2 separate regions of the Homo sapiens genome follow, and region 2 is linked to region 1. Evidence: read pairs that join two places in POLR2A ChIA-PET (ENCODE). Cell type or tissue: PC-3. All regions are shown on one strand. Links, peaks and the distances in the headings refer to the core of each region. The heading gives the core; the rest is flanking DNA.

Region 1 (10,391 bases), core at 3,672-7,671:
AAGGGCCAGGCACAGTGGCTCATGCTTGGAATCCCAGCACTTTGGGAGGCCAAGGCAGGTGGATCGCTTGAGTCTAGGAGTTCAAGACCAGCCCGGGTGACATGGCGAAACCCCATCTCTAAAAATAATAAATAAATAAACAAATAGATAGATAGATAAATAAAGGAAATTGAACACAAAACCTCCCTTTTGAGTCAACGATTATCAAGGAGGCTGTTATAGTTGCAGAGGTGGCCTGGACAGAGTGGTGGCCATAGAGACAGAGAAGTGGCCAGTTGTAGGAGCAAATGTCACAGGTTCAACTGACAGGGTCAGACGCACAGGCAGGGAGAAACAGGAGGGAGGACATGCCATGAGCTCCCTTGTCTAGGCCCACACTGAGGTGACACGGCCCAAGTGCCCCAGCCCGACAGGGTAGACTGCGATCAGGGTCAGGAATTCAGTGAGGCAGGTCCTGGAGCACTGGGAGGGGGTACGAGGGTCTCAGATATCTGGGGCTGGGACTCTTGAGGTCATAGCAAGATAAGTGGATGACATACTCAGTTTCAAGAGTTAAACCCCAGATTTACATGGCTGCCTGGAGTCTGGATTCACTGGTGTGAAATTTGGAGGGAGATGACGATAATAAGAATACTAATACTAACAGTAACAATAACTATCATAAGAACAGAGGCCAACACTCTGTAGCACTTACTACAGGCCAAGTGCTATATACGTGTTAACTCATAATCCCACAATCACCCTCTAGATATAGGTGGGTATAGAGAAGCATGCCCCCATTTCACAGATGAGAAAACTGAGGCCCAGAGAGGTGAAGTAATTTGCCCACGGTCACACAGCTTGTATGGGATAGAGAAGGGCAGGGCGTATCACTGAACAAAATGGAGGTCCCTTCACCCCAGAGTTGCAAACCCAGCCTCCCTCACTCCCACTACCCCTCTGGGCCTCACTGCATGGATGGACAGTGGCAACAACCCCTCCTGGGCCTCCCTGACTCTACCCTCGTCCCCCATTCCCCACAACAGTCCCTTCTCTATCCAGCGGCCAGAGCGATCTTCCTAAAGTTCTAGTCTCATCTTCCCTTGGTCTGCTCTCAGGCAGGGCCAGGCATTAGGTGAGGCCAGCAGGTGCCGGCACAATGTCAGGAGACCCCCCTCCCAGGTGAGCCCCTGCTCTGGCCTGATTCACAGCGAGGCCTCCTTAGGTTTTGAACACTCAGTGTCCCTCTTGCACAGATGGGAACAGACAGTCTCTGGAATCCCCCCAAAGCCGCATTTGAAGTTTCTTTCCAGGCAGACAGGCCCTTTCCAGGCGGATGGCTGCTTCAATCCAGATGAGGATGGAGGCCTGGGGATCTGGCAGCTCTGGGCTGATGGCACCACGTCCAGGGGAGAGGTTTCTGTTTTCCTGCAGTGGTTCTCTGGCCTATGCTTGCTGGATGGGGGTGTTGGTAAATCCTCCAGCTTCCTGGGGCCTGGGGAGGAGCAACCCTGAGGTGGACTCTGCACCCACTCCCAGAGGCCCCAGCAGGACGGAGCCCCAGCTGCCCAACTGATAACCTGCTCATCTAGACACCCAGCAGTACCAGCTGCCCCCTCCCCTCTGCTCTCAGAGCTTCCTGCGATCAGCTCCCCGCTAAGTTCCCTGCCCTTGGACTCTCTAAGTGTCTGCTTCTGGAAGAGGCCCAAGCCAAGACCTGGGAGACAGGTCAGTGGCTCAGGGCTCTGTGGCTCATGATATCTGCAGTATTCTCTCTGTGGCCTGGGTCTTCCTGTCTTCTGGGTGATCCCTCGGCCTTTGGGAGGCCGAGGTGGTTGGATCACCTGAAGTCAGGAGTTTGAGACCAGCCAGCCTGTCCAACATGGTGAAACCCCGTCTCTACTAAAAATACAAAATTAGCCAGGCATCATGGGGCACACCTGTAATCCCAGCTACTCGGGAGGCTGAGGCAGGAGAATCGCTTGAACCCCGGAGGGGGAGGTTGCAATGAGCCAAGATCACGCCATTACACTCCAGCCCGGGCAACAAGAGTGAAACTCTGTCTCAAAAAAAGGAAAAGAAGAGAAAAGAAAAGAGAGAAGAAAAGAAAAGAAGGCAAGGAAGTTCCATAGCCCATACAGTGGGTATCTTAGGCAGGGCTCTATCAGATGAAAAATATAGCAGAACCCTGACTCAAATTGGCTGATGTCATGAGAATTTACGTCAACTGTCTCTGGTAAAAGCAGGAGTAGAGATAGGCTTCAGGCATGGTTGGATCCAGATGCTAAATCAATGTCTACAAAGATGCACTACCTCTGGCTCTCATCTCTTTTACTCCACACAGACTCTCCAGGTCATGATGTGACCAAGGTTGCCCCTTGCCACTCCCAGCTTTATTCTCACCAGCTCAGCAACCCCAGGGAAAAGGGAGCACCAATTTCCAATTGTTTCAGAACAAGGTCAGTGGCAATGTTACTCAAACTCGAACGTGCCCATGTTCACACTGGGGCCCTGGGGACTATGATAAAATGCAGATTCTGGCTCATAGGTTTGGGGTGGGGACTCAGATGCTGCATTCACTGCATTTTTTTTAAGATAGAGTCTTGCTCTGTTGCCCAGGCTGGAGTACAGTGGCATGATCACAGCTCACTGCAACCTCCACTCCTGGCCTCAAGTAATCCTCCTGCCTCAGCCTCCCAAGTAACTGGGACTTCAGGTGCATGCCATTATACCCAGTTAATTTTTGTATTTTTTGTAGAGACCTGGTCTTACTGTGTCACCCAGGCTCGTCTTGAACTCCTGAACCCAAGTGATCCACCCACCTCGGCCTCCCAAAGTGCTAAGATTACAGGTGCGAGCCACCCCGACCAGCCCAGATGCTGCATTTCTAACAAGCTCCCAGGTGCTCCTTGTGCTGCTGATCTGGAACCATACGTTGAGTAGGAAGGTCTTTGCATGATGCCATTCCTCTCAGCTAAAAGCACATTGTAGGCCAGGCATGGTGGTTCACGCCTATAATCCCAGCACTTTGGGAGGCCGAGGCAGGTGGATCACCTGAGGTCAGGAGATCGAGACCAGCCTGGCCAACATGGCGAAACTCTGTCTCTACTAAAAATACAAAAATTAGCTGGGCGTGGTGGCGGGCGCCTGTAATTCTAGCTACTCTGGAGGCTGAGGCAGTAGAATCACTTGAACCCGGGAGGCGGAGGTTGCAGTGGGCTGAGATTGCAGCATTGCACTCCAGCCTGGGTGATGAGAGCAAACCTCCATCTCAAAAAAAAAAAAAAAAGCACATTGTATACATATGCAGAATATTCATCTAAAGAAAAATCGTAATCAAAATTAAAAAGTAAAAGCACATTGTGCACACACAGGAAACTATTGCTGCATCCCAAGAGTCCCGCATGCAGTAGCTCATCAACTGGTCACAAGGACGTTAGAGGTGGGTGCTCTCATTACCTCATTTCTCCACAAGGCCCAGACACATTCCCAAGCCTGCACAGCTGGGAAGCAGCGAAGCTGCTTTGACCCCAAGTAATGAATTCTCCAGATGGAATAAACAAGGGCCCTGCTGATGGCCCTTAATGCTCTTTGCAATCCTCCTCTATTACAAAACCACCGTGCTGAGCAACCCCACAGGTGCGTGTGTTTGTAAGCATGCACTAGTAGGTTTGGGGAAAGAGATTCCTACAGGCGAAATTGCTGTATCAAAAGATGATGTATGGTTCTATTATTGCTAGGGGCTGCCAAAAGGGAAAGAGACTGCCCATTTCCCCACATCCATGCCAGAACTGCATGTTCTTGTTTTTGCCACTCTGGGGAGAGGCGCCCTTCCTCATGGCCCTAGGAAGGTAGTGAAGTTATGTCCCAGCCCCAGGTAGGCAGCCTCCTTCCTGCAAGGGGTCATCCAGGGAGCACCCTGTGCCAGCCCACCTCTGGGCATCCTGTTGTCATGGAAATATTTCAAGGCCTGCTTTCATCCTGAATAGCAACTTCAGTGGAAAGAGAAGGCCTCTGTTATGGGCTAAATTGTGGTCCCTCAAAATTCATATGTTGAAGTCCCAACCCCCAAGACCTGAAAATATGACTGCATTTAGAGATGGGGTCTTTAAAGAGGTGGTTACGTTTAAATGGTTGTTAGGGTGGGCCCTAATCCAGTCTGCCCGGTGTCCTTATAAGAAGAACAGACCTCAGGAGCGCACATGCACAGAGGGATGACCGTGTGCAGAGGCAGCAAGAGGGTCGCCATCTGCAGGCCAAAGAGAGAGGCCTTGACGGAAATCAACCCTGACAGCCGGCATCTCGAGCTTGGACTTCCAGCCTCCAGCACTGTGAGATAATAACTGTGTTGCTTAAGCCACCCGGTCTGTGGTCTTTTGCTATGGCAGTTCTAGCGAACAAATATAGTCTCTTTCCCTGCACACCTAGAAGAGTTCCTGGGAAGATGCCCATATGCCTGGCTTGGTTCACTTCCCGTCTGTTACCAATTGCTGTGGCCACCAGATGCTGAACTCTAATCGGTCAGGCCTTGGCCAAGTGCTCATCCCTGGAGCTAGGGATGGGCTCAGCCTGCCAACCTGGGTTCACTTTTCCTTGTTTGATTAAAAATTTTAATTTAAAGCAAGTGACGGCTGGATGCAATGGCTCACTTCTATAATTCCAACCTTTTGGGAGGCCAAGGTGGAAGGATCACTTCAGCCCCAGAGTTCGAGACCAGCCTGGGCAACACAGCGAAACCTCAACTCTACAAAAAATATTTAAAACTTAGCCAGGTGTGGTGGCACCCACCTGTGGTCCCAGCCACTTGGGAAGCTGAGGTGGGAAGATCACTCGAGCCTGGGGGATCAAAGCTGCAGTGAGCTGTGATTGCACCACTGCACTACAGCCTGGGTAACAGAGCGAGACCCTGTCTAAAAAAAAAAAAGAAGAAAGTGAGGTCGAACCTGTGGCTAACAAGGGGATAATTTACATGTCTGAGCTCAAGTTCAGATGTACAAGTTGGATTCTCTTTTCTTTTTTGGGGGGTGGGGACAGAGTCTCACTCTGTCGCCCAGGCTGGAGTGCAGTGGCGTGATCTCGGCTTACTGCAACCTCCGCCTCCCGGGTTCAAGCGATTCTCCTGCCTCAGCCTCCCGAGTAGCTGGGATTATAGGCACCCGCCACCATGCCCAGCTAATTTTTGTATTTTTGGTAGAGATGGGGTTTCACCATGTTGGCCAGGCTGGTCTTGAACTCCTGACCTCAAGTGGTCCACCCGCCTCGGCCTCCCAAAGTGCTGGTATTACAGACGTGAGCCACTGCACCTGGCCATCAAAATTAGAAGTCTTTTTAAAAGTCCCTTTGATCCCACCCATGGTAGGCAAACCCTACCTCAGGCATCGGGTCAGGCTGCAATTTCCAACTCATATCTGCTTTTAGCCCCTGGAGATTTCACTTAAATCCTGTGAGCTCAGCCATCTATCCCCAAGATGCAGTTCCTCCAAGATACCTGGCAGGCACCCTGGCAGGAGGGTGTCACGGTTCTCTAACCTGGCTGACTACTGAGCCTCTGGGCTCCATGAGGACAGGATGTCTCTCTCACTCGCTGCTAGCCCAGTCCCTGGCACAGCCCTGGGGCTTGGCAAATATTTGTTGAATGAATAAACAGGCTGTGGCTTATAAGCTGGTTCAGATTCCAGCTCCCCACTCACTCCGCATGGAAGAATCACTTCAATCCTCCAAGCCCCCCGTTCTTCATCTGCATGGGGGATATTTTGTTGTTATTGTTGTTTTTTAAACTTGGGATTTTTTTTTTTTTGAAAAATAGAACAGATACAGATACAAAAACCACACAGCATAAGCATGTGACTTAATGATTTATTATAAGGCAACTGAACACCCTCGTGACCACCTCTAGGTCAAGAAATGTAACTTTGCCTGCCACCCCTGGAAACCCCTGCAGAACCCTGTCCTCTCAAAGCCCTGCCCCTCCCAAAAGTCACTGCTACCCTAAGTGTTATGGATATCACTTGTGTTTCTTTCTTGTTTTACCAACCATGTGAGCAGCCCCAGACACTATACTTAATCTTGCCCACTTTTTAAAAACTTGATGTCTCTTTTAGTTTCTATTCCTCCTCCATCCCTTTCTTTTCCTTACAATTTACCTGCGCAGTACCTGGGCCATTTAACCTGCAGAGATCCCTGGGTCTGGGTTAGGCTGATGACAGCACCGTGTCATGGTTCAACACGTTCTGTCCTTGGGATTTTCTGTAAAACGGCAGCTGGATCCTGAGGCTACACCAGGGATGTTTCCAAGCTTCTGCCCTCACGGGTCGTGGTGAGAATTGAAGGGGGATGGGTGAGTGTTTGATATCAGCGAGCAGCCCCCAGAAGCAGCCGCCAAGGCTGTTCGGAGATGCTCACGAGGCCTGAACATGGACAGCCCGAGGGACATCCCATCTCAACAGTCCATCCTGGCTTCTCTCCCCACCCAGACCCACCCACCCCACTTTGGGAAAGTTCTAGGGCCATGGCTGGCTCATCCCAGCGAGAGCTGGCAGCAGAATGGCCTGTAATTTTAGCTGTTTCTCTTCCCTAAAATTATTTCCCATCTGGAAATGGTTTCCCAACCCTGCCCAGGAAAGAGTTGGTGGTGCAAGGAACATTTTTCTATTAAAAAAAAAAAATAGGGGCCGGGCACTGAGGCAGGAGAATCGCTTGAACCCGGCAGGCGGAGGTTGTGGCGAGCCAAGATCGTGCCACTGCACTCCAGCCTGGGCAACAGAGCAAAACTCCGTCTCAAATAAATATATAAAACCAGCCACCAAACACTGAATCTTTGCAGCCCAGGCTCTGGAGGCCTGGCTGAGTGCCAGCTGTATACCCTGCCTTGAGGGAACTCTGTCAGCGAGGAGCAGAGGGTGAGAGGGCATAGTCAGGGCTCTGCTGCCAGGATACCCCCACCCACCCAGTACATTCGGACAAGGACTTTGTTGCAGGGCCTGGGACAGCCCCAGGCGAGCTGAGAAGGATCCGACCTGGGGTTGAGTGGCCTGCCCAGCTGCTGCCACACTCGAGGTCTGTGGGTTATTCTAGGTCCCACAGGGCATGAAATCACAGAGCAGAAGTTCTTCCTATGGGGATTCTCTTGCAGCTGCTCTGAGCATTTCAAGAAAAAAAAAAAATCCCTGCCGCTAACATCTCCCCATCACCTCGCTAATTCTCTTCTTTCTTTCCTTTTTTTTTTTTTTTTTTTGAGACGGAGTCTCGCTCTGTGGCCAGGCTGGAGTGCAATGGTGCCATCTCAGCTCACTGTAACCTCTGACTCCCTGGTTCAAGCGATTCTCCTGCCTCAGCCTCCTGAGTAGCTGGGATTACAGGTGCCCGCCACCACACCCAGCTAATTTTTGTATTTTTAGTAGAGACGGGGTTTCACCATGTTGGCCAGGATGGTCTTGATCTCCTGACCTCGTGATCCGCCCACCTCGGCCTCCCAAAGTGCTGGGATTACAGGCTTGAGCCGCCGAACTCTCTTCTTTCTAACAAAGTTCTCACAGGCCCCTGACTCCTGACTGTGCAAGCAAGAGCATCTGGCAAGAATATCATGATATTTTTTAGCACTTCTTGTACTTATTTTCATAATTTTTTTTTTGAGACAGAGTCTCACTCTGTCACCCTGGCTTGAGTGCAGTGGCACCATCTCAGCTCAACCTGCAACCTCCGCCTCCTGGGTTCAAGTGATTCTCCTGCCTCAGCCTCCTTAGTAGCTGAGATTACAGGTGTGCACCACCATGCCTGGCTAATTTTTGTATTTTTAGTAGGGACAAGGTTTCACCATATTGGCCAGGCAGTCTTGAACTTCTGACCTCAGGTGATCTGCCTGCCTTGACCTCCCAAAGCGCTGAGATTACAGGCGTGAGCCGCCATGTCCAGCCTTATTTTCTTATTTCCTTTTTTTTTTTTTTAGACGGAAGCTCACTCTGTTGCCCAGGCTGGAGTGCAGTGGCATGATCTCGGCTCACCACAACCTCCGCCTTCTGGGTTCAAGCGATTCTTCTGCCTCAGCCTCCCAAGTAGCTGGGACTACAGGCATGCGCCACCATAGCTGGCTAATTTTTATATTTTTAGTAGAGTTGGGGTTTCACTATGTTGGCCAGGCTGGTCTCGAACTACTGACCTTGTTATCTGCCCACCTCAGCCTCCCAAAGTGCTGGGATTACAGGTGTGAGCCATCGTGCCTGGCACCCAGCCTTATTTTCATAACTGTTTTCATGATAAATGATATAGGTTTTCCATGTTTGCTAATGATATAAAGTTTCCTCTGCAGAAACAGGTTTAAAGAAAAATGTGGGCAGAAAGTCCGTTTAAAATATATATTAAGGAAAATAAAACACAGATAGCACAAAATCCAAAGCTACCTGGAGTTTTGGTGCCTGGAGCCATGGTGAAGAGGGCATACTCCAGATCTGAGGGCCCAGGCTTGCATTCTGGCTGTGACTCTGTGGGCCCTGTGATTTTAGGCAAGTCACTTGCCTTCTCTGAGTCATGGTGCTTTACCTGTAAAAGAAAGGAAAATAATAACACCTCCTTCCTATGATGATCTCTGAGAATTCAATAAAACAATGCTGAGAAGACACTCAGCCCAGTACCAGGCACATGGGTTGCATTTAATTCTGTCAGAACACAAGGTGGGTGCTATTTTTATTCCTGTTGGGAAGCTGAGGCCCAGAGAGGTCATCTAGCCCATCCAAGGTTGCACAGCTTGTAGGTGGTGGAGGTGGAACTAGAACCCACAAAGTTCTAATGTGAGACTGGGATTTGTGCTCTTAAACCACTGTGCTGCTATTGGCAGATCCATCTATCCACCCATCCATCTGTCCGTCCATCCATCCATCCATCCATCCATCCACCCACCCATCCATCCATCCACCCACCCACCCATACATTCATTCATTTGGTCAGAATTCATGGAATTGTTCTGAGTTCATGGTGTTTTCTCAAAAAGCAGCAAAGTGCAGAAGTTCCCAGAGTAGGTTCAAATCCCAACCTGCCATGTACAGGACACCTGGGCAAGTTGTCCCACCTCTCCGAGCCTCAGCTTGCCCATCTGGAAGAGGGGAACATTGATAGCCCTTTGAAATTCCCGCAGGAGGTAGAAGACTGTTTTCTGGGACTTCACAGTGTCCTACGTGCCCTGCATCTGACCCCATGGTCTGCGTTCACCTCTAAGTCTCAGTGAATCAAGCTCCGCCATATGTCTGCCTCATCCTGCCTCCCTCCTCCCTTTCACTCCAATTTAGCCAGACTCAGCCATTGGGGTTCCCTGAACAGCCCCTGGGCCTTTGTACACTTTGTTCCTCCAGCCCGAAATGTCCTCTTGCTTCCATCTGGTAACCATGATTCCTCCCTGAAAAATCAGGTGGGCTTCCCCCTCTGCCCCAGGAGCATCCCCTGAGGCTGAGCCAAGCTCTGCCTTTCTGGGCTCCCCCAGCTCCCCGCTTCTCTGACATGGAAAGGTCATGGATGTAATAACTTAGACAAACTCTTGTGCTCTGCCACTGTCCACCTTCTTGGTCACAAATGTCTGCTTCCCTTCTTTCATGCAGGTACATGCACCCCTCTGCAAACGAGTCCACACACATGTTTTTACACAATCATGGCATGTGATCCGAAGGCATGAGATCTGCCTTCGTACATGCAACATGCAATGGTGGAACGGCATTACCTCTGGCTAGTGACCTCTCCTGGACTCAGCTATCACCTCTGCAGAAAGGGGGCAGTAACAGGACCTGCCGCACATCTGCTGTCATGAAGACCACATGAGCTAATATATGTGGGAAGCCCTTAGCACAGCGCCTGGGAGAGCATAAGCGCTCGATGCAAGGCAGAAGAAAGGCGTGTCCTGGTGTGACAGGGCCCTTCCGACCAGGGCTGGTACTAAGGTGAGAAAAGCGAGGTGCCTACCGTGCAAAATGTAAGGCAGCGTTCACTCTCAGAGCAGTGCACCTGCCGCTGGGTCCTCGGAGCCACAGAGCAGTCCCGCTCGCCCCCTGCTGGTCACTCTGCAGAATGACGTCCCTTCCCTCTGCTCTCAGGGGTCCCTGAGCCTCGGTTTCTTCACCTGTAAGGTGGGGTAGGAGAATCTGCCTCTCAGTTTGCAGGGCAAACAGGAGGCACTCCTCCAACATCAGTGTCCTCCTCTCAATGCCAGCACTTAATGAGCACCTACTATGTGCAAAGAAAGATGACTGAGACATGATCCCTACCCTTCAGGGGTTTAGCGAGTGGAGAGGGGAGGAGGTAGGCTGGGAACAGTGACTAAAGTAAGACACTTGTCCCTATGCAGCACCTACTGCTTACCCCAGAGCAGTCAGAACCACTGCCCTGGCATCTGTCCATCTGCATATGTTTACTAAGCACCTACTGTGTGCCTG
Region 2 (10,391 bases), core at 3,946-7,945, 320 kb before region 1:
TTGGTATTACTAGGTCTTTGTTGGAAATAAGAGCTTGGAGTTCCAAAGAAAACGAGCACTTGAACAAAAGATTTCTCAGCAAGGCAAATTTACTTCTGCCGTAGGGTGCTGCTGCTGGCATTCCTGGCAAGAGCACACCTAACAAAAGAGAGAAAGGGTTTTTATTCCTAACAAGTAGTCCCTGCTTCTGTGTCCTATCCCCATTGGCTGGAGTCGACAGCGCAATCTAAACTAGTCCTGATTGGCTATTTTAAACAGGAGGCATGTGGGTTACAGCTGTGGGAAGGGCAGGAAACTTGTTTACAGAGCTGGTTGCTAGGAGTGAGGGGGACTTTTCCAAATAGGGAACAGGTTACAGGTTGAGATTGGCCGGAGAAGTTGTTTATAGAACGGGTAACTCGGAGCAGGAAGGTATGAGGAAGTTGACCTTAAGAACAAAGAACAAGGAAGTTAAAACTTTGAAGAGAAATCCATTGTATCTAACGATTTCCCCCTTTTGATTTTTATAATTATTTCTCTTCAGACTTGTTTTAGCGTGTCTTGATTTTGTTCCTCTTGGTCCTCTGAAATTAGAAGCTTAACTGAATGATGCGAGGGAGGATTGAGGAAGATTTTGGTGGGTGAGAGCTGTTAAAATAAGCTTTTGTATTAATCCTCAGATACAGGGTATGATACAGCATCCTACAAGAATGAGCAAACCTATTCTGATGGCAGGAGATTGAGGACGTAAGTCCTTTCCATTTGCGGAACTATTTTTCCATTAAAATCGTGAAGGGGTCATTTATTCCAGAATTTCTAGCTAGCTCATTGGATAAAGCAGTAAGTCCTTGGGCCTTTGTTATGGTTCCATCGGGAGCAGTATTATTAGGGATGAAAGTACAACACTGGGTTCCAATCATGACACAAACTACACCTTTCTCCGCTAGTATCATGTCTAATGCTATTGTATTTTCTCAGGCCGTTTGACTGGTGGGCCCTAATTGTTAAACTGTTCCCTTAATAGCATCCCTAGTATAATTAATGAATCGTTGCTGGGTTACATTTTTTGTGTTTTTTTTGAGATGGAGTCTCACTCTGTCGCCCAGGCTGGAGTGCAATGGTGCAATGGTTCACTGCAACTTCCACCTCCTGGGTTCAACCTACTCTCCTTCAGCCTCCTGAGTAGCTGGGGGCTGTCACCATGTTGGTCAGGCTGGTCTCAAACTCCTGATCTTGTGATCCACCCGCCTCAGCCTCCTAACATGCTGGGATTACAGGCGTGTGCCACCACTCCCGGCCCAATCTACATTTTTATTTAGAGTTGACCACCAGAACAACATGGATTCAAACTTGCAGCTATTTGATTTTGGGCCTTAAATCTATCTGGCACTCCTCGTGGGATTCCAATGGCATCTATATAAACATGAGAGTCACGAGGGACATCCATTGTTTTATGATGTTCTGTTTTTATGTATGTTTTCTGGATGAAATACCAGGGTGAAAGGGAGATAGCCAATTGGATTAGAGCTCAAGTGCCACGCCAAGTAACTTGGCAGAGTATTCAGTAATGGTCCACCACAACACCACCATACGTTTGCTTGGGGATGAATAAGGGACGACTGATTGGTAAGCTCCTGGAAGGGCTTAAGCTCACTGCATCTCGTTAGGTCTCCAAGCAAATTCAAGTTCTCCCCCTGTGAGAGACACGAGGTAAAATTGGCATTGGAAGACGGATGCTTGATGGCCCTCGGGGGCTGACCCGCAGGGTGTCGGACTTCAGGGGACTTCAGGAAACAGCAGCGAGAGAGTTTGGCATAGCTTATTGCCCCAGGTTGTGGGGTCTTGGAAGAGAGCTGCCATACAACTTAATGCCTGATCGGCTGGAGGACGATCCGAGTGGAAAGGGAACAATCTGGGGCTCTGGCTTACCACGTGCGTAAGCATAACAATCGCTTTGTTTAGCGAGCGGACAGAATGTTTAATCCATTCCAGCCATGCATTTGCATCTCGGTACCGTTTCAATTGGTAGAGTTTGCTTTAGATCTTTAACCTCTACAATGGTCACTTTGGTTTTGTCATTGGGTGTTTGTTTAGAAGGGGATGAAGGGGGTGGGGGAACAATGAAGCGCATTTCGAAAGATCCTGTAGGGTCTATCCCTAATGTTGCGGCTCCCATGCTGTAGAAGCTACTTAAAGTGGGATTAGGATTGGTGGAGGTAGAGGTAAGAATAGAAATTTGCACTGGGTTACATTGGTGATATTGGCAATTAGAGGGGGCCTTCCCTTTGAAACGAAGGTAGGGTTGTAGAGAGATGCAGCTTTTTGGGGAAGTCTACCCTTGAGGATCGGTATTCCATAGGACGTCATTCCGGGATGGGCAGAACCTCTCCTCAAACCCTTCCCATTCCCAAACTGCAAAGAATGTAATGGATTTAGTTTCGATTAGGCAAGCATTGTGTGAGGATTTAGAATTTATCTTGGAAGGGCAGAGATATTTTTCTGAGAAGGCCAGTTGCCTCTGGTTTTGGAGATCCCCACAGGATATGACAAGACAGGCATCAAATGTGATTGAGGTGAGCTTGATCTAGTTACATTAATGATAAAATAGCTGACGGTAGAGAGAGGAAAGAAGACAAGGCAGTATAAGAGGGTTAAAGTTTTCGTAGCTTTAGGTTGGTAGAAATTGGCCCTGGAACAATAGCCCATGACTCTGAAGATGGTGATGCTGTTTTGACTGGGGTATGATGGGTCCACCCCTTTTCGGCTGTTCGGGCTGCTGTTTCAGTTAGGAGTGCTAGGTATGGTCCTTCCCAAGCTGGCTCCTTCCAGCTTTTGATAAGGATGTGATCTCCAGGCTGGTATTGATGTACCAGGAACTGTAAGGGTGGCATCTGTGCTAAAATACCTTTAGTTCTGAGGTAAGAGAAAGTGGAAAGCCAAGTATATAATTTGATCCTTTGTTTCAAAGGTAGGAATGTCAGTAGTAAGAGTGTAAATAAGGCAGTCCACATAACAGAGAGATAGGCCAGTATCTTTCTGAGAGGCAGTCCTGACTGAATTAGGTGAATCTGTAAACCCTTGGGGTAGGACTCTCCATTGGTACTGCTGCTTCCATCCAGAATGAGGGTTTTCCCACTCAAAAGCAAATACTTCTCTTGTCTTCAGCCAAGGGACATGCCCAGAAGGCATCTTTTAAATCTGTTACTCTGAACCATTGATTGTCATGGAATTCTGCTGAGGATGGTAAAAGGATTGGGGACAACAGGGTGGGTAGTCTGGACTATTTGGTTGATAGCCTGGAGATCTTGTACTAGTTGATGAGACCTGTCTGATTTCTTTACAGGTAATACTGGGGTGTTAATAGGGGGACATACAGGGTTCAGGGAATCAGTCCTGAATGAGAACTTCAACTACAGGCTTTAATTCTATTCTGCCCTCTAGGGGAATGGGATATTACCTTTTTCTTACTATTTCCCCTGGGGTCTTTAACTTTGTATGGATTGGAGTGACTTGAAGTTTCTTTTTTTCTTTCTTTTTTTTTTTTGAGTTGGAGTCTCTGTCACCCAAGCTGGAGTGCAATGGTGTGATCTTAAGCCACTGCAACCTTTGCCTCCTGGGTTCAAACAATTCTCCTGCCTCGGCCTCCTGAGTAGCTGGGATTACAGGCGCCTGCCACTGCACCCAGCTAATTTTTGTATTTTTAGTAGAGATGGGGTTTCACCATGTTGGCCAGGCTGGTCTCAAACTCCTGACCTCGTGATCCACCCACCTTGGCCTCCCAAAGTGCTGGTATTTCAAGTGTGAGCCAGCAAGCCCAGCCTCCCTGATTTCTTTTTCCTGCCCATACATGAGGATGAATGTATTTTTCTTCTGCGGTGGTAAGTCTCTTCCTAATAAGTTCGTTCCTGCCTCAGGGATTAACAGGAATTTAACATGGGCTGATCAATTTTTGTATAGACCTCTGTCTTTTAAGATTTTTGCTTTAAATCTTTTATCCCTGAGATAGAAAGTTCTTCTGAAGAACAGGTGATAGATACCAGATGGGAGGGAACGGGAGCGAGCTGCTGCTGAATCTGTAAGAAGGTTTTAAGTTCACATTTGGGTCCCACCTCTAAATTTATCAGGGGCTCTTGGTGGGACTCAAGGTAAAAGAGACAGCCCCTGACCTCCCTATTTTCCTGGAAGGCCATAAGTGGAATATTTTTTCTTTTTCCCATTTGGGGCATTCTCTTTTGAAGTGACCTACTCTTCCACATTTGAAACATTTGTTTTCCCCTCTTCCCTGTCCTGCACTGTGACTTCCAGGTTTTATTCCCTTACTCCTTGTATACAGTTTGGTCGCTGGTGGCCTAGAGGGTTTGTAAGTTTTACTTCCTTGTGTCTCCTACTGCAGAGTTCTCTGTTGTAAGGTAGACAGCATGATTTTTGCCTTTTGTTTCTGCTGCTCTTTGTCCCTACTTATATGCTTCTCTAAGAAGTTAGTCTCTGGGACAATCTTTCCAATTCTCTATCTTTTGTAGTTGTTTTTAGAGGTGTTTGGCCAAGTCTTAGTAACAAAATGAAGCTTTAGCATCCCTTGCCCCAGTGGGTCTTCCATTTCTAAACCTGCATATTTTCTCATCTGTTCTTTAAGCCTATTTAGGAATTCATGGGTCCTTCATCCATCCCTTGTATGTTGAATGCTTGGGAAATACTCTCAGTTCGGGATACTGATGGAACATTTTGACCGGTAGGGTGTTAATGTTCCCAGACTACCAAAGCAGCCCTATGGATCATGGTTCTTCTCCCAAGAAGGGAATGCCTAAAATGGACATAAGCTCGGCCCATACAACTGGGGTCCTAAAAAATGATTTGATCTGCTACCCCATAAGGGTCATCTAACAAGGGCTTGAGTTTTTCTTTTTTTTTAGATTTTGTACTTCTGAGCTGGTTAAGGGGGCATTTACGAAGCTGATGCCTCCTCTCCCAAGGGGCACTTCTTCAAGGGGAAGAGAGTTGGGGGCAATTCTTTGGAGGTGGAAAGGGGAAAGGGAAGTTCTGAGTATCCTTTTTACATTGTTCTATTTCATGCTGTAGGGCTTAAGTGTGTGGCTAGGGGGAACATGGGGTATTGATTCAGGATTATATGGGGGAGGGACTGATGAGTGGGGGGATCCTGTGTACCGGCTTGATGCATGGGGTTTGGCAGAGGCAAGTGGTCTGGTGGGTCCCATATGTTAGCAGGCTGTTCGGGGGTAGAGACCTTACTCCTTTCAGAGGAGTTGGCTTCTGGCTTGCTTCCTGTAGTTATGTTTAGTCCTTTCACTATCCTTTTAGCATGAGAACCTAGGGGACTGTCAGAGGGGATGTTACTGTCATTAATTTGATCCTTTCTATTTACTGTCTTTCTTGAGGTATTTTGCATAATGAAGGTTTGGTGTGAGGCCCAAAATTAGATTTATTGCCTTTCCTCATAGGCTCAACCTCCCTTACTGGAGATTTCTTGCCATTCCTTTCTCTAGAGGGTCAGCCCCTGGCTACTGGAGATTTCTTGCACTCTTCTCCTTTTGCTTCATCCTTCTCTGGCTGCTTCCCAGGAGGGAATATTTCAGGTCCTCCTTAGCATTGGTGTGTCAGTATAAGCCCCATGACAGGAATCCACCATAAGCTATACGAGGTGACCATGGAATCACAGATCCGGAATCATCGCTCGCTTCGCACTCAGTTGTGCGTCTCATTGACACACTTTCAACCTCTAAAATGCCCTGACCACCAAGGAAATACTTTGTCGCCCCTGTGACTTTTCTTAACTTGGTCTGTGCAGTTACCTGGTCACCGCAGTATGTGAGGATCCTTTCCGCCTGTGTTGCTGAGAGTCTGGGTTTATGTGTCACCTTGGGTGGGACCCAATCTCCTGTTTGTGAGGCCACCGCAAAGAGGTGGTGGGATGCCTCTCCTCAAGAGAGGTGATCGTGGGCTTCTCCTGAAGGAGAACGGTAATCCCAGATGAGCTCCCAAATTGTTGGCAATAAGAGCTCAGAGTTGCAAAGAAAATGATCTCCAAAAGATTTCTCAGCAAGGCAGATTTACTTCTGCAGAATGGTGCTGCTTGCACTCCTGGTCACAGTGAGAGCACCCCGAACAAAGGAGGTGAAGTGGTTTTTATCCCTAACACAGCTAGTTCCTGCTTCTGTGTTCTATCCCCATTGGCTAGAGTCCAATCTAAACTAGTCCTGATTGGCTATTTTAAACAGGAGGGGTGTGGGTTACAGCAGTGGGAAGAGCAGTTGCCACGAGCGAGGGAGACTTTTCCAGATAAGGAACAAATGCGGGTTACAGGTTGGGATTGGTGGGAGAAATGTTTACAGAATGGGTAATTAGGAGTGGGAAGGTATGAGGAAGTTGACCTTAAGAACAAAGAACAAGGAAGTTAAACTTTGAAGAGAAACCCATCATACCTAACAGTCTTGTAAGAAAGGATGACAAAGTGATTGAACATTGGGTGGAGCTAATTTTCCTTGGCCAATTCACTTAGTAAGATAAGGAGCTCCAAATCATATTTAAGTTGGGAGTCAATTGATTTTACTTAATTCTTGTGAGGTTCAGTTATAAGATTCATCATACTACTACCATGAGCCATCCTCAGCTCCTTGTTACATGGGCCTGTTAACATGGCAGCTTTGTCTATAAGCAAACCCAGGAGAGAAAGACATAGCAGAGATGGATGTTTGAAGTCTATACCTTCCACCCCCTTTAAAGAGAAAGTAACACCACTCCTTTTCTGTGTCCCTTGGGGACACTACCTCCATGTCTGGTCACATGGCTGGACTTTACAGCAGATAAGCATACTGTGGCCTGAGACCATGATTGTATGCTTTCCTTCTGCTGACCTTTACAATCCCTCAATAAATTGAGCTAACACAGGGAAGCTTTTTTACCAAATAACTGTGTTGCATCATCCTCCAGTTTGCCTGGTGTCCTTAATCAATGGAAGGGGAATAAGCAAACTGAGTTTTCTTACACCTTTTGAGTATAGTGTTTTTGCCATCATAGATGTGGCTCCTCATAATTCTCCAACTTTTATATTAAAAAACCAAAACCTCAAAAATTGTAGTTCATGTCAGTCAGTGATGACTCATCTTAGAAGTATTTTGTTTTTGGATGTGTGAATGTGCATAGTTCTTAAAGTCCAACATTCATGTAATAAGACATCTTGCATATAACAATGACCCTTACGTCTAAGATGTTAAATAGATCCTAAGCCTGGTATAACTTTATTCAAGTATCCTTATTTGCCCCTAAAATGTCTTTAATACACATTACTTGGGTTATTTCTTGAATGAACATACAGGTATCCCAATTTCTGTTTTTAAGAGAATGGGGTCTTGCTCTGTCACCCAGGCTGGAGTGCAGTGGTGCAGTCATGGCTTACTGCATCCATGATCCTCCTGCCTCAGCCTCCCAAGTAGATGGGACTGAAAGCACACACTGCCATCCCTGGCTAATGTTTTCATATTTTGTAGAGTTGCAGCCTTGCTACGTGACCCAGGCTGGAGTGTAGTAGCTATTCACAGGCATGATTGCTTGAAACTCATGGCTTCAAGGGAAACTCCCACCCTCAATATCCTCAGTAGCTGCAACTACAGCCATACCCCCCACTGCTCAGCTTCTCATCCTTTAAAAGATTTTTACTGGTAGTGTCCTCATTCTGGGTTTTTGTCTTCTGTGTTTACTGTGACATGAAGTCATTTTTAGATGAAGGTTAAACATTTTGCCAACGCAGGTACAATATGGGATTCAATAAAAGTACAGAATTAAAGTTGTCTTATTAGAGATTGGGAAGTTTCCCAGCTCCGTTTATCGGTACTTGGCCGTACCGATAAAGGGGATGGACTTGGAGTGACCAGGTCTTAGTCACATGTATTTTCATACCCTAAACAAGAAGCGGTATAGACCAGAATGGAGCACTGATTGTAATCCACCTTCTTTCTTAGAAACTGGCGATGGAATATGAGAGGAGCCCTCTGGAAAGAAAAGGACAGACCCTGTGCTTTCATGAAAGTGAAGATCTGGCTGAACCAGTTCCACAAGGTTACTGTATACATAGCCTGAGTTTAAAAGGCTGTGCCCACTTCAAGAATGTCATTGTTAGACTTTGAAATTTCTAACTGCCTACCTGCATAAAGAAAATAAAATCTTTTAAATCAAAATGCTGTTTTGTTTGGCCATTGGAGATAACCATTGAACAGGGATAACAAGTAGTAGTTAGGTATTTGCAGTTTCATTTGGTTTTAGTTTTTTGAGGGGAGAATCACCCTAGTGGGCAGTTGGTTTCTGTGGGCAAAGCCTGCTTTCCACAGGTATTGTGCCTCGTGATTGGCTTCTGCATTGGAAACCTAAGAATAAGCAAGCACACTTGGGCCAGAATTCAAAGCAGAGGGTCAATACAGAGGTATCTCACTTGTATGCTTACACCTGCACAAGATCGTGTATGTTAAATCGTGGGTATTAGGCCTTAATGGTTGCATGAGATGAGTAAGGATGATGTGGGCTATGGTATTTGTTTATAAACTTCATAGGAAATTGCAAAAATAGGCTGCATCATTTATCAATATGTGATGATTTTTTATTTAAAATACACAGTGAATAATTTTTTAAGTATCTTAAAATCTCACCTCAAAGATGGGACCTCTAGATTTCTTTTTTTTTTCTGAGGCAGAGTCTCGCTGTGTCACCCAGGCTGGAGTGCAGTGGCATGATCTCAGCTCACTGCGAGCTCTGCTTCCTGGGTTCACATTCTCCTGCCTCAGCCTCCCAAGTAGCTGGGACTACAGGTGCCCGTCACCACGCCCGGCTAATTTTTTGTATTTTTAGTAGAGACGGGTTTTCGCTGTTTTAGCCAGGATGGTCTTGATCTCCTGACCTTGTGATCTGCCCACTTCGGCCTCCCAAAGTGCTGGGATAACAGGCATGAGCCACTGCGCCCAGCCTGGGACCTCTAGATTTCTAAAATGACTCCTGGTATTGACTCAGAATCCCCTCCCCTTGACTAGGCTGGACCTAGTGTAACTTCTGAGACTTGCTAGCTCTTTTTCTCATTCTCCTTGGCTTGCTCACTTTTTTTTTTTTTTTTTGAGATCTCAGCTCACTGCAACCTCCGTCCCCTGGGTTTAAGCAAATTCTCCTGCCTCACCCTCCCGAGTAGCTTGGATTACCACGCCTGGCTAATTTTTGTATATTTAGTAGAGGGGGTTCACCATGTTGGCCAGGCTGGTCTTGAACTCCTGACCTCAAGTGATCTGCCTGCGTCAAGCCTCCCAAAGTGTTGGAATTACAGGCGTGAGCCACCACGCCTGGCCTAGCTTGCTCACTTTTAATTAAGCTGCCATGTTGGGAGAGGCCAGCGTAGCAATCAACTGAGGTTGAACCATTAGTGTGGGAGGAGTTACCCAACAACCATGTGAGTTTGTAAGCACGTCTTTCTGTAGCGGAGGCTTGTGAGAAACCCTGAGAGCGGACCCACCCAGATTGTGCTTGGATTTCTGACCTATGGGAAATGTATTTCAAGCCACTAGGTTTTGAGATAACTTGCTACAAAGCAGTAAATTCACAACTCTATAATGCCCACTCTAAAGGTCCTGACATGGGCATCTCCATTACCTAAGTCAACTGATGCTACTTCAATTTCTCCACGTAGCATTTGAAGCGTTTATGTCTGGCCCCAGCCTACATTTTCAGACTTATTTGTGCATTTGACTTAACATGTCCAAAACTAAATGCCTGATGCTTCACTCACCTAACCCCATTCCCTGCAAGTCTGTGCTTCCTGCGATCTTCCCTTCCCAGGTATTGGCAACACCAGAAGTCCAGTTGGTCAGGAGCTGTGGAATCAACCTCATGTACCATGTGAATCCCTTGGCAAATGCTATTGGTTCTACCTTCAAAATACATCTGAAACCCACCCCCTCTTAGCGTCTTCATTGCTACCACCTTGGTACAAACCATCAAACAAGCTTGGAATACTGGTCTCTACTTCAGCCTTTGCTCCCTACGATCAATTGAGATGCAACCAGAGCGATCTGTGAAAACCTGAATTAGGTATGGAGCTCTCTGCTCAGAAGCCTCCAGTGTCTTCCCCACCTCACACAGTAAAAGCCAAAGTCCATCAGGGCCTACATGATCTTCCCCTTCCCTTAACCTCTAACTTCATCTCTTCCCTTTCAATCTTAGCCACATGGGCCCCCTGACTTCTCCATTCCTTTAGGATTACTCCAACCTCAGTATCTTAGCACTTGATTTTCCCACTGCCTGGAATGATCAGCCCTAGACCCCCAGAGCTTTGCACAGCCCTCTGCCTTGTGTCATTCAGGTATTTGCTCTCACTCCCTCTGGGGAACTGTCTAATCATCTCTATCACTTTCTATTCCCTTATC

The links. ChIA-PET counts read pairs that join two places held together with the same protein. Peaks named below come from ENCODE experiments on the same cell type or tissue, not always from the same donor. Only the 100,000 strongest peaks of a DNase experiment are listed, where the experiment ranks them.
Region 2: POLR2A ChIA-PET joins it to region 1 with 5 read pairs; 4 of 35 experiments call an interaction of 5 or more read pairs at or near these places.

The regions. Positions count from the first base shown.
Region 1 is chr20:49,599,101-49,609,491 of GRCh38, forward strand. It overlaps LOC105372651 (a long non-coding RNA gene), which reads left to right. Exons shown (of 4, transcript XR_001754713.2): 2 at 2,324-2,438; 3 at 3,354-3,421; 4 at 4,162-4,538. Among named protein-coding and RNA genes, the nearest start is that of PTGIS, 36 kb to the left of the region's middle. In PC-3, for the core only: a CTCF peak has its summit at 4,221 (motif pointing left); a DNase peak (open chromatin) is centred at 5,571; H3K4me3 peaks cover 408 bases.
Region 2 is chr20:49,281,093-49,291,483 of GRCh38, forward strand. It overlaps ZFAS1 (ZNFX1 antisense RNA 1), which reads left to right. Exons shown (of 4, transcript NR_036658.2): 4 at 7,953-8,168. Among named protein-coding and RNA genes, the nearest start is that of SNORD12, 5.6 kb to the left of the region's middle. RefSeq lists enhancers at 2,415-3,347, 5,212-6,143, 6,144-7,075, 9,245-9,354, 10,390-10,391. In PC-3, for the core only: no CTCF peak of the experiment used is centred there; a DNase peak (open chromatin) is centred at 6,309; H3K4me3 peaks cover 3,034 bases; H3K27ac peaks cover 1,675 bases.